Linked DNA regions of Homo sapiens: region 1 is linked to region 2. A link is a loop called in an ENCODE intact Hi-C map of the cell type or tissue named here. Cell type or tissue: PC-3. All regions are shown on one strand. Links, peaks and the distances in the headings refer to the core of each region. The heading gives the core; the rest is flanking DNA.

What was found. Peaks named below come from ENCODE experiments on the same cell type or tissue, not always from the same donor. Only the 100,000 strongest peaks of a DNase experiment are listed, where the experiment ranks them.
Region 1: it touches region 2 in a loop (3-fold over the local background); 1 of 110 quality-filtered maps calls a loop at or near these places.

Annotation. Positions count from the first base shown.
Region 1 is chr2:217,063,372-217,068,820 of GRCh38, reverse strand. It overlaps LOC105373873 (a long non-coding RNA gene), which reads left to right and starts at 1,906. Exons shown (of 4, transcript XR_923877.3): 1 at 1,906-2,210; 2 at 3,807-3,905; 3 at 4,884-5,117; 4 at 5,220-5,449. RefSeq lists an enhancer at 3,499-4,698. In PC-3, for the core only: no CTCF peak of the experiment used is centred there; a DNase peak (open chromatin) is centred at 2,590; H3K27ac peaks cover 1,542 bases.
Region 2 is chr2:217,367,383-217,372,831 of GRCh38, reverse strand. All of the region lies in intron 8 of DIRC3 (disrupted in renal carcinoma 3), which reads left to right. Among named protein-coding and RNA genes, the nearest start is that of DIRC3-AS1, 87 kb to the right of the region's middle. RefSeq lists an enhancer at 1,637-2,836. In PC-3, for the core only: a CTCF peak has its summit at 2,174; a DNase peak (open chromatin) is centred at 2,181; H3K27ac peaks cover 726 bases.

The DNA of each region.
Region 1 (5,449 bases), core at 1,129-3,628, 300 kb after region 2:
CCATACCACACACACCAGTTCACACATCACATGCACCGATGCATACCACACACCACACACCAGTTCACACACCACCCGCAACACACACCATACGCACTCATACATATCACTTACCAGTTCACATACCACACATACCCATACCTACCATACCCCAGTTATGCCAGTTACCCACATACACACCATATGCCACACACACCAGTTCACAAACTACACACATCCATACATACCACAGACCACACATACCGGTTCACAAACCACACCCACCAGGCAGTACAAATGCAGGTTTGTTACCTGGGTATGTTGTGTGGGTATATCATGCATATATTGGGTATGTTGTTACCTGGGTATGTTACCAGTGTCTATTGTTGCTATCTTTTTTTTTTTTTTTTTTTTTTTTTGGAGACAGAGTCTCACTCTGTTGCCCAGGCTGGAATGCAGTGGCACCTTCTTGGCTTACTGCAATCTCTGCCTCCCAGGTTCAAGAAATTCTCCCACCTCAGCCTCCTGAGTAGCTGGGATTTCAGGTGTGTGCCACCACACCCAGCTAATTTTTATATTTTTAGTAGAGATGGGCTTTCACCATGTTGGCTAGGCTGGTGTCAAACTCCTGACCTCATATGATCCACCCGCCTCAGCCTCCCCAAGTGCTGGGATTACAGGCATCAGCACCGTGCCTGGCCTATTGTTGCCATCTTTATGTCCACGAGTACCTGATGTTTAGTTCCCACTTATAAGTGAGAACATGTGGTATGTGGTTTTCTGTTCCTGTGTTAATTTGCTTTGGATAATGGCCTCCCTCTGCATCCATGTTGCTGTACAGGACGTGATTTCCTTCTTTTTCATGGCTGCATAGTATTCCATGGTATATATGTACCACATTTTCTTTATCCAATCTATTGTTGGTGGGCACCTACGTTGATTCCATGAACCGTGCTATTGTGAATAGTGCTATGATGAACATGTGAGTGCATATGTCTTTTTGGTTGAACAATTTGTTTTCTTTTAGGTACATACCCAGTCACGGGATTGCTGGGTCAAATGGTAGTTCTGTTTAAGTTCTTTGAGAAATCTCCAAACTTCTTTCCACAGTGGCTGAACTAATTTAAATTCTCAAGAATATATAAGTGTTCTCTTTTCTCTGCAGCCTCACCAACATCTGTTGGTTTTGACTTTTTAATAATGGCCATTCTAACTGGTGTGAGATGATATCTCACTGTGATTTTGGTTTGCATTTTTCTGATAATTAGTGATGATGAACATTTTTCCATATGTTTGTTGGCGGCTTGCATGTCTTCTTTTGAGAAGTGTCTATTCATATCTTTTGCCATAGGTACTTTTTAAAAACAGGAATGAAACAAAGTGTGTCAATTTAAAGTTGTTTTAAAGGAAATATTAGGTTAAAAATTCGGTAAATAAAAAAGATTAGGTAAATAAAAGCACGGGTGGTACAGGAATATGGCAAAAACCGAGAGATTGGTATGAAAATGACTGATGCTGGAAAACCCTCCCTGACCTACCAAGACACCCCTAACAACTAGAAGACCTTCCTCACAGGGAGCTGAATTTGCCCCAGATAGCTTCCACCGTCTAAGCTCTGTGTGTTTCTTGGGAGGCAGGGCACAGGTCTGGTCTTCCATAGGCAGTTTCTTCAAATACTCAAAGCCCGAAGAGGCCATGAAATCCCTCCCCTTTCCCATACTCAGCCTTTCCAGCTCCTCTGGCAGTCTGCAGCATGCCAGATGACCAAACCCTCTCTCCATTGTCCCTGCCCCACGTTAATGTTTGACCAGAACAGACTATCATCCTACTTTCGGGTTGTACCAGTCAAATTGTGGGGATGGAGGCAGCTCCCGCCACCTTAGCATCCAGGTCACAGCAAAGTTCAAGGAACTTATGGTAAAGATCAATCACACTTATGGCACTGCCAACAGAAGCACATGCTTGTGGAAAATAGCGTAAAAGAATTTTAAGGAGGAGAGCTGGGCTCTGAATTACACCGGAGGCAGAGCGTCTGGACAGTTTTCATCAGAAGCCACGTCCTAGAGGTAGCGAGCTGTAAACAGTCGTTAAAAGCAACGGAGGAATGTGTTAGGGTGGGCCCAGGAAGGTGTCAGGCCACGGCGGGCACGTGAGGGAATGGGCACAGCCTTCATTGTAGGCACAGAAGCTGGAGCCAGCGGGAGGAGGCAAGCGGGCAACCGAACAGAATGGTGAGTTGTCCTGCCGAGGATCACCAGATCCCGGATCAAGAATCCCTGGCAGGATTTTCATGACTACGGATCCCCAGGTGCCACAGGGACCAGTTGATTCAAAAGAGCTTGTGGAACATTAGTAAACATTTTGCTTGTTTATTGTTTTTTTTTTTTTTCTGTTAACTCCCTTGATGACTTAATGTGTGGTCAGAGTTGAGACTAAGCAGTTACAGAGTGTAGAATGCTGGATATATAATGAAATCTGGGTGAACTAAACAGATGTGATCCCTGCCCTCATAGAGCCTTAGAGCCTGGGCGAAGAGATAAACATTAAACACAAAATAAACACACAATTACACATTGTGGTTTGGGTTACAAAGGAAAAGAATGGGGTGGAGGTCGTGTGTGTTACAGCAAATGGGGCATCTTTCCAATTTCTGGGAGAAGACACTCAACGGCTATAAACACCATAGAATTCAGCTCCATGAAATCAGCTATATAAATTGTGACTAATGCTTCCGTGTGTTGTGCAATGGTATAAACATTGCAAAATATAATCAAGATTAAAAATTTTAAAAATAAAATACCAAGCACTATCTCTGTTTGCCCTCTCTGTGTTGTAGACACACGGTGCTAGAGAAGGTCTCACCCCTAAAGCAAAAAAGGGCATTTTGACTCTAAACTTCAGAGAAGCATGGAGGACTGGGGCAGAAACCATAATGAGGATGTAAGAGAGTCTTTGAGAAAGATGCAGCAGGATCTGGTTCAGCCTGGAGAAGAGGAGGCTGGGAGGGCAGATGGGAGGGGATGTCCAAACATATCCTGAGTTTTCTTATACCGAGAAAGAAAGATGAGTTTCAGCTTCTTCAAGAATTGTACATGGCCATGTGCGGTGGCTCACATCTGTAATCCAAGCACTTTGGGAGGCTGAGGAGAAAGGATCATTTGAGTCCATGAGTTCGAGACCAGCCAGGGCAACGTAGTGAGATCTGTCTTTGCCAAAAATTTTAAAAATTAGCTAGTTGTGGTTGTGCATGCCTGTAGTCCCAACTACTTGGGAGGCTGTGAAGTGGGAGGATCACTTAAGCCTGGGAGGTTGAGGCTGCAGTTAGCTGCGATTGTACCACTGCACTCTAGCCTGGGTGACAGAGCATGGCCCTGACCCAAAAGGAAAAAAAAAATTATACAGTATTTGGGTGAATCGTTTATCATTTAAACCATAGAGTGTTGGGGATTTGGAAATTAGTGTTCAGGGGAGAAACCGGAGGGACAGAATGGGAATTAATATATAGTAATATCAATAGCTATAGACTTTTTAAAAATTACGTGTCCTACCAGGGTACTTTTACCTTCCTTGAACCACAATTTTGTCATCCATAAAATTCAAGCGGTGCTCCTGGCTCCCTGTGGGTATTTTGTGAAGCTGTGTCGCATGCTTGCAGGGTGCCAAGCACTGTGCCTACTTCCCTGGGCCTCACTGGGAAAGGAAGCTGTCACCAGTCAAGCATCTGCCGTGGACCAGGCACTGTGTTTGGAATTTTAGAAACGTTATCTGTTTGATTCCTCACAACAAGCTCAATACTTGGAGCTAGGTATTATTTTTTTCATTTTCAGATGAGAAAAACCGAAGCTCAGGGAACATTTCCAAGACCAAGAGCTGAGAACGCTGCGGAGCTGAAATTTAAATCCAGTTTGTCAGACCCCCCCAATCCGGTTTGTCAGCCGCCCCCCATCCCCAAATGAGAATGTGAGAGGGAACAGAGTGGGTGGGGGGAGTGGAGTGAAGCCAGGAGAGGTGAAGGAGAGGGAGAAAGAGTAAAGAAGAAAGAGAAACAGGATGTGAGAAATCGAGACTGAGAGACAGAGAAACTGCGGGAGAGAAAGAGAGAGCGTGAGATAATGAAGCAGAGAAAGACAAGGGTGAGGAGAGGGTGGGGAGGGGACAGAGGGAGGGAGAGCCTGCCAGTAGGTGATGGGCAAAGTCTGGAATTTCTCTGCTTCACTGAGGCTTTAGTGAAATGACCCCCTTTGTCTGCTGACGCATCTGCTTTTACAGTTCAGGGTGTTCCCCACGTTTCCTGAAGCCACGGCCCTCCCCTGTGGTGTCCTACTTGCTCCTCTGTTCCCAGCCTTTCCCAGGTCCCTAGGTTTGAGCGAAGCTTGCACTCCGGATGCCTCTGGTTTGCTCAGACAATAGCTTAATTGCCATTTAAGAGAACTGATGCAACTGACCTTTAACACGCATTGGTTACATGACATCCGAAAAGAGACAATAGAGACTTCCTTTTGTGAATGACAAATTCTTACAGCAATTACTTCAAGAAGGAACCATGGGCAGATGGGCCTTAGCCACAGGCCGAAGGGATGGGGCCAGCTCTGTGGATTGTCTTCCTCTAGGGGCTGGCTGGAGTTTTTGGGTGATTCCCTGGGGTCCTTAGGGTCCCCTGACCTTGAGTGAATCTTCTCTTACAGAAAAGAAAGTGGCCAGAGACTCCTACATGATTTGCCCTTTTGAAGGTTTCAGAGCAGCCCCCAGGTTACCAGCTCCTGCTTCCTGGAGCTGCCTCTAGAGGAAGATAGCACTCTCTCCACTCCTTATGAGCTGGGTCATGGAAATGGCCCCCTGCATATGGAGAAGTATTTTATCATTGACATCGTTAGAATTGATGACTCTTTTTAAATCCTTTACAGACATTGTCCCCTCGTCCTGCCATGGCCCATATCCCAGGAGGACCTGTCACCATCCTCCACCTTGGTGAGACATTGCCCAAGTTAATGGGCCCAACAATAGGGTCAGACTACATTGCTGCTCCATTTCCAAGAAATTCTCCACGTGCAACATCACATTTCCTGTAACTCCAGTGCCTCAGGTCTCGACTCAAAGGTCACCTCTTCAGAGAGGCCCCTCCTAATGAACTTCCTAAGGTGACCCCATTCATTCCTTTTCCCAGGTTCTCTGAGGCCTGTCGCTCTCTTATATTGTCTTTGCAGCACTCACCCTGACTTGCTGTTCTCTTATTCCCACAGCCCAGGCTATCCTATGGATGCACTCCTCCCACCATCTGCTCTCCCAAGCTCTGCTGAAACCCCCCTGCCTAGAACAATTTGCTTCGTAGCTGACTTTCCATAAACATTCATACAATGGATACAGAAATGACACAGAGGTCAGCATCAGAACCCAGGATCCCCCAAAGCCCTGTTTCTCTCTTTCACAGCCTCTCTCTACCTTATTCCTATCACCAAGGGATTCTTCTCTC
Region 2 (5,449 bases), core at 953-3,452:
ATTAAATATAAGTTAATGTGTATCCAACAATTAGACTCATGCCTGCACCTACTAGATTCTTCTTAAATATTGGCTATTATCATACTGTGTGATTTCCATTATAAACTTAATGAGGCACCTGGCACATAATTAGATGCAGTAAACATTCATTTCCTTTCTCATTCAATACTGAGAAAATAGACATGGAGTGACGGGTATGATGGAAAGAATGTAGTTCAGGAGTCAGGGGCTTGGTGTAGATGGTCTATTGATGATCCGCCCAGCTCTGAATCTTTGTCCCTCCAAGCAGAGCCAGGGATCTGCCTATGGTGTGTGACTCTGGTTATTACTGTGCTGAGCCCCCTGCCCTGCGCATGGAGATGCACAAGCAAACCCCACATCTTGGAAAACTGCATCCTCTTCGAGGCCAGGAAACTGCTCTGTGCCACCCTGTTTCCCAGGGGCCCCAAATAGTCTTCCTCCATTCAAATGCATTTGCATGTCCTCCAAGTCTGACTGAGGCTAGAGGGGATTTCTTGTAATCCGTGGCACATTTCTTTTGATTTGAAACTCTCTCTCTCTTCATCTTTACCAGGGTCCCAAGAGGTGAAAAGTCCACTTTAGTAGGTGCCAGGTTCAGGAATTCTCACAATCCTCTTAGGCTCTGAAGAGCCCTGAGATTTCTCTGTTAGTACAATGGCCTGATTGTGCCGCCCCGTCGCAGTCCATTGACAGGTCGTCAGGCCAGCTAAAAGCTCATCTTAAACAACTACCTCCAAGCTTAAATCCAAACACCACAGCTGCACTTCTGGAACCAGGTTTGTTTTCCCAGAATATCAGTTACAGCATTTTAAAAATGAGCAACCTCATTATCAACAGTGTTTCTGAGAAGCAAGCATTCTTGTAGAAAATGCCAGCTCTGCAGGGCTGGCAGGAGCTACACGGCACACACATTCTCTTGCCCGCCACCCCCAGCCTCAGGCATCACTCAGCCAAACCCACGAGTGCAGTTTAGCAAAAATGAACACCAGAACTTCATTCCTATAAAGGAGCGAGGTTCCTGGGTGCCGGAAGAAGGGAGTGAGATTTCCTTCCTCAGAGGTCCTGGAGAACAGGAGAGAAGCTTGTTCCCGTAAAGAGTCAGCCTCACTTTACCAGAGGGAATCTTGGATTTGAACCTGGGTTTTATTTCCCAGCTTTGGCATCTACTAGTCGTGTAATCTTCAACAAATACTGAAATTTTCCCAGCCTCAATTTTTTTTGTCTGCTAAATAGCGGTAATTATTTCAAAGATCAAATGAAATTATACACAGGAAAAAGACTTGCAAATTAGAAGGCCTTTAACATTTAAAAAGAAGTATCTTATTCCTCTTAATATGATCTGTTCTTCTTTTATACATACATGTGTATGTGTCTGAACTAATCAGGCTGCTGTAACAGGAGACCATTGACTGGTTGGCTTAAGCAACAGACATGTATTTCTCACAGTTCTGTAAGATGGAAGTCTGGGATCAAGGTACCAGGCTGTTCGGGTTCTGGTGAAGGCCCTCTTCCTGGCTATGTCCTGGCATAGCTGAGAGCAGACAGAAAAGAAGCAAGCTCTCTCCTGTCTCTTAGAAGGACACTAATCCCATCAGGAGCACTCCACTCTCATGACCTAATTACCTCTCAAAGGCCCTGTCTCCAAATACCATCACATTGGGGGTCAGGGTGATCATAGAGCAGCATGTAGCTTACCTCTCTTCAGTTAAACCGCAAACCCTTAAGAGTTTTGGAGGACAACAGTTAATTCAAAATAAGTTCAAAACACTGCTCTTGACACAATGCGAGGCACAGAGCAGACATGAAATAAAAGTATGGAGGAATTATTAAATATTATTCATTATCTATTTAAGAATGCAGGAAATTATGTAACATATTGTTTTTTTAAAAAATCCAAGTATACTTATATCTACACACAGATATAGACGTATCGTGTGTATGTGCGTATGTTTCTTTACCTGCAAAGTGTAAATATCTCTTTCCAGAAGACTCAGCTCTCAATGATTTGTTTGTGTTTGAGGCAGCTTGGTGGCTTATGGAGAGCATGGAATCTGCACTGAGAGATACTTCCATTCAAAAGACCTGCTTCTTACTCGTGCTGACTTGAGGCACATTACCTAACCTCTCTGAGCTTTGAATACATCCGTAAATTGAGTCAATGCCTCCCTCACCAGGTTGTGGTGAGGATGGAATGAGATAGCACATGCAAGGCATTTGTCATCATGCCTGGCCCTCATTACTCACTCAATACAAAGCTGTCATCCTACCAACATGACAAATGGGGGAAGAGGAGGGAAGAGAGTGACAGACATGTGGTTTGGATGGCTCATGCAACAGGCGTCCGGGGGTGACGGGTAATGCACTTTGAAGGTCCCTATAATAATATAACCCAGCTCCATGCAGAAGTAAGCCCAAAGGAACAGAGGGTCAAATTAGAGTTTTGAGGCTGAGTATATGTCTCCATTCTAATGAAAAACCTACGGTCAACCAAGGTTGATCTTTTAGAAGACACTTTAAGAGCCTGTCCAGCACTTTGGGAGGCCAAGGCGGGTGGATCACGAGGTCAGGAGATCGAGACCATCCTGTCTAACACGGTGAAACCCCATCTCTACTAAAAATACACAAAATTAGCTGGGTATGGTGGCCCACGCCTGTGGTCCCAGCTACTCAGGAGGCTGAGGCAGGAGAATTGCTTGAACCCAGGAGGCGGAGGTTGCGGTGAGCCGAGATTGCGCCACTGCACTCCAGCCTAGGTGACAGAGCAAGACTCCCTCTCAAAGAAAAAAAAAAAAAGAGTCTGTCCAAGGAGAGGTTCTGACTTACAGTCTCTGGGCAAGTCAGGAAGTGGGAAGTGGGAAATGGGAAACACATCATAAACATCTCTTTCTCCATTCTTTTCTTAGGTGATAACACCGTCTATGTGCTGATGACTGCCAATGTATGCCAAATTTATATATCCACCCTGAAAATGTCTCCAAAACTTTAGGCTTATAAATGCAGCTGCCTCATCTATATTTCTTGTATATCTATTATATATATACACACACACAGCTCAACTTAAAAGTGCAAAAGTCAGTTTTTGGTCTTTCTCCATCTCCTCCTTTATAACTTTCTCTTAATATTCCTTGGATTTCAAGACTGATTCCATGCATTATTGCACCACCTTTTTTTCCCCTAAGTAAGCAATAATAGCACAATGTACTAGGCTCCAGGGACTGTTCTAAGTAACGGGAAGATAGAATAAAATAAGAGACTATCACTGCCCTCAAAGGGCTCACTAAGTAGTAGGGGAATCAGCACATTGTCCTGAAAGTCTCAATGTTGTAATGCTGTAGAACAGAACAGGGAGATAGATGTTTCCATGGAATGATACTGAAGAGATGACATTTTTAGCTGCTTCTTGAAGGATGATAAGGAGGTTACTATTCGATGGGTATTGTACCATTACTGTCCCCACTCAGTTAACCTCCATGTATTTAAGAGAATTATACACACACATCCCATAGATCGGCTTTTGCTATATGACTTGCATTTGCCAATGGAAAGTGAGCAAAAGTTACGTGGGCTACATCTGAGCAGAAACTTTCAAAAACATCATCAGGTTACACAGCTCATTTCCTTCTTTTGCAAGGGCAGTGTGTTCCAGGGAGGGATTTCTCCTCCAGCCCAGATCTCAAAATGAAGAAGACTCAACAACCAGGACTTAGGACAAACGAATATGTAGCCCAGGGAACTTTAGCCTATTGTTCCACCATTAGTATGCATCCGCTGACTCCTTGTATTAGTTTCTCTTCCACCAAGAAGAGAGTGGAAGTGATGTATGTGTTTGTGCACAATCGGACATATGTGAATAAGGAGAACATTTTGCTTCCCAAAATCTTTCTTAAGCCTTGATAAACCATTCTATTTGGAGAGTAAGATCCCAACAAAAAATTCAGACCCTAAAAGATGGTCTCTAGACTCTTTCTATGACAATAGAAATGGGATTTTCTTCATTCCTTGGAGAGAGAAGGATGCAGAGATAAAAGGAGCTTTTCAACATCCAAGTCTTCAGTAGAGTGAACTAAAAATAAAATGCTAGGTATGAGAATTTTTTTTTCTAAGAAATTGTGAAGCAGTGACATTTCAAGTTTGGGTTGGTGTGGAGTGAAGCAAGTAGGACGCAGCCAGAGGTGAACCAGGGGAGAAGACTGTTAGGACGCAAGCCCCAAGACAATGACAGATGTTACACAGGAGCTTTGGACTTTGTGGGGAGTTTAAATCAACTTTACCTAAACATGATTAGCACAAGCCCAGATCCAGGCAACTTGGGCCAAGTACCTCAGAGGGCTTCTCTCTGGCTGTCCTCAGGATGTCCCTTTCCATGGGGTTAGGAATGTGCTCAGTCTGGTGGTGTGTGCATCTGGAACTCATGCCCTGCCAGGTTCATGGGCCATTGGCATCCCCTGTCCAGATGGTTCCAATCTGGCTTTCTAGGCCTGTGCAGGACTCTCACCTAGGTTCTTCCTCCGGATGGTGGACCACTCCACCGAGGAGCTTTGTTTGTGGGGATGTGGATAGAAATTGAGTGTCCGGACCCTCATATGTCCACATTCCTACTTGTGAGCTGGTCCTGGTGCTGATAGAGTCAGGTGGGAAGAGAAGGGGGCTTGATCAACAACCTCCATTGGCACTCATACCCCAGGCCCTGAAATCTTGGAGGAAGGCTTATCTCTGAAGGGCAGGGAGGCCCCAGCTGACATCTTATGTAGTACAATTTGAGGACAAGGCCCTGCCCATAATACAAGGGATGCTTTGGGCAAGCCTACCCTGAGAATTAACCATGAGCTTCTTCCTTAAATGGCACAGTAATGAGGTGGCAAGAAAAATCCAGTTACAATTTTAATGTCCAAAAGCTCATCCATCTGCATTACAATCCTGTAAGAAAAATATGCCATGTGTGGCACCTGTAAAGTGAAATAGGCAAGCCTTGGTTCTCCTACAGGGCAATGATTTCTTCACTTGGAATGCCAGCAATGTCTTCTCCTTGGAAAGTTTATAGAGCTTATATCCTGCCTGTTCACCTTTAATAAAGAAATGTTAAATATTGTAAAATAAACTTTCTTTAATGGGGCAGGAATTCATATCCTCCGAGTGTTTTGCTTCTTTAAACATCCCGAGGGCTATGAAATGCCCCGGTTGGACTGGCTGCCATGTCAGCGGTGTGCCTGACTCACTTGGTTTTGGGGCCTACAGCTGGGGAAAGGGGAAGGTTCCAGGCATCACTGCTGGATTATTTGTCTTTATTGTCCAGCTACATTCTTCCTGCTGTTTGACTGGGTAAACTCAAAGCTTGCTTTCTTCTGTGCTACTTTTCCTTGTCTGATTATACTTAAACTTCCCGTCATATACCTGACATTCATATGGTGTGTGTCCCCACTGTCCCTCA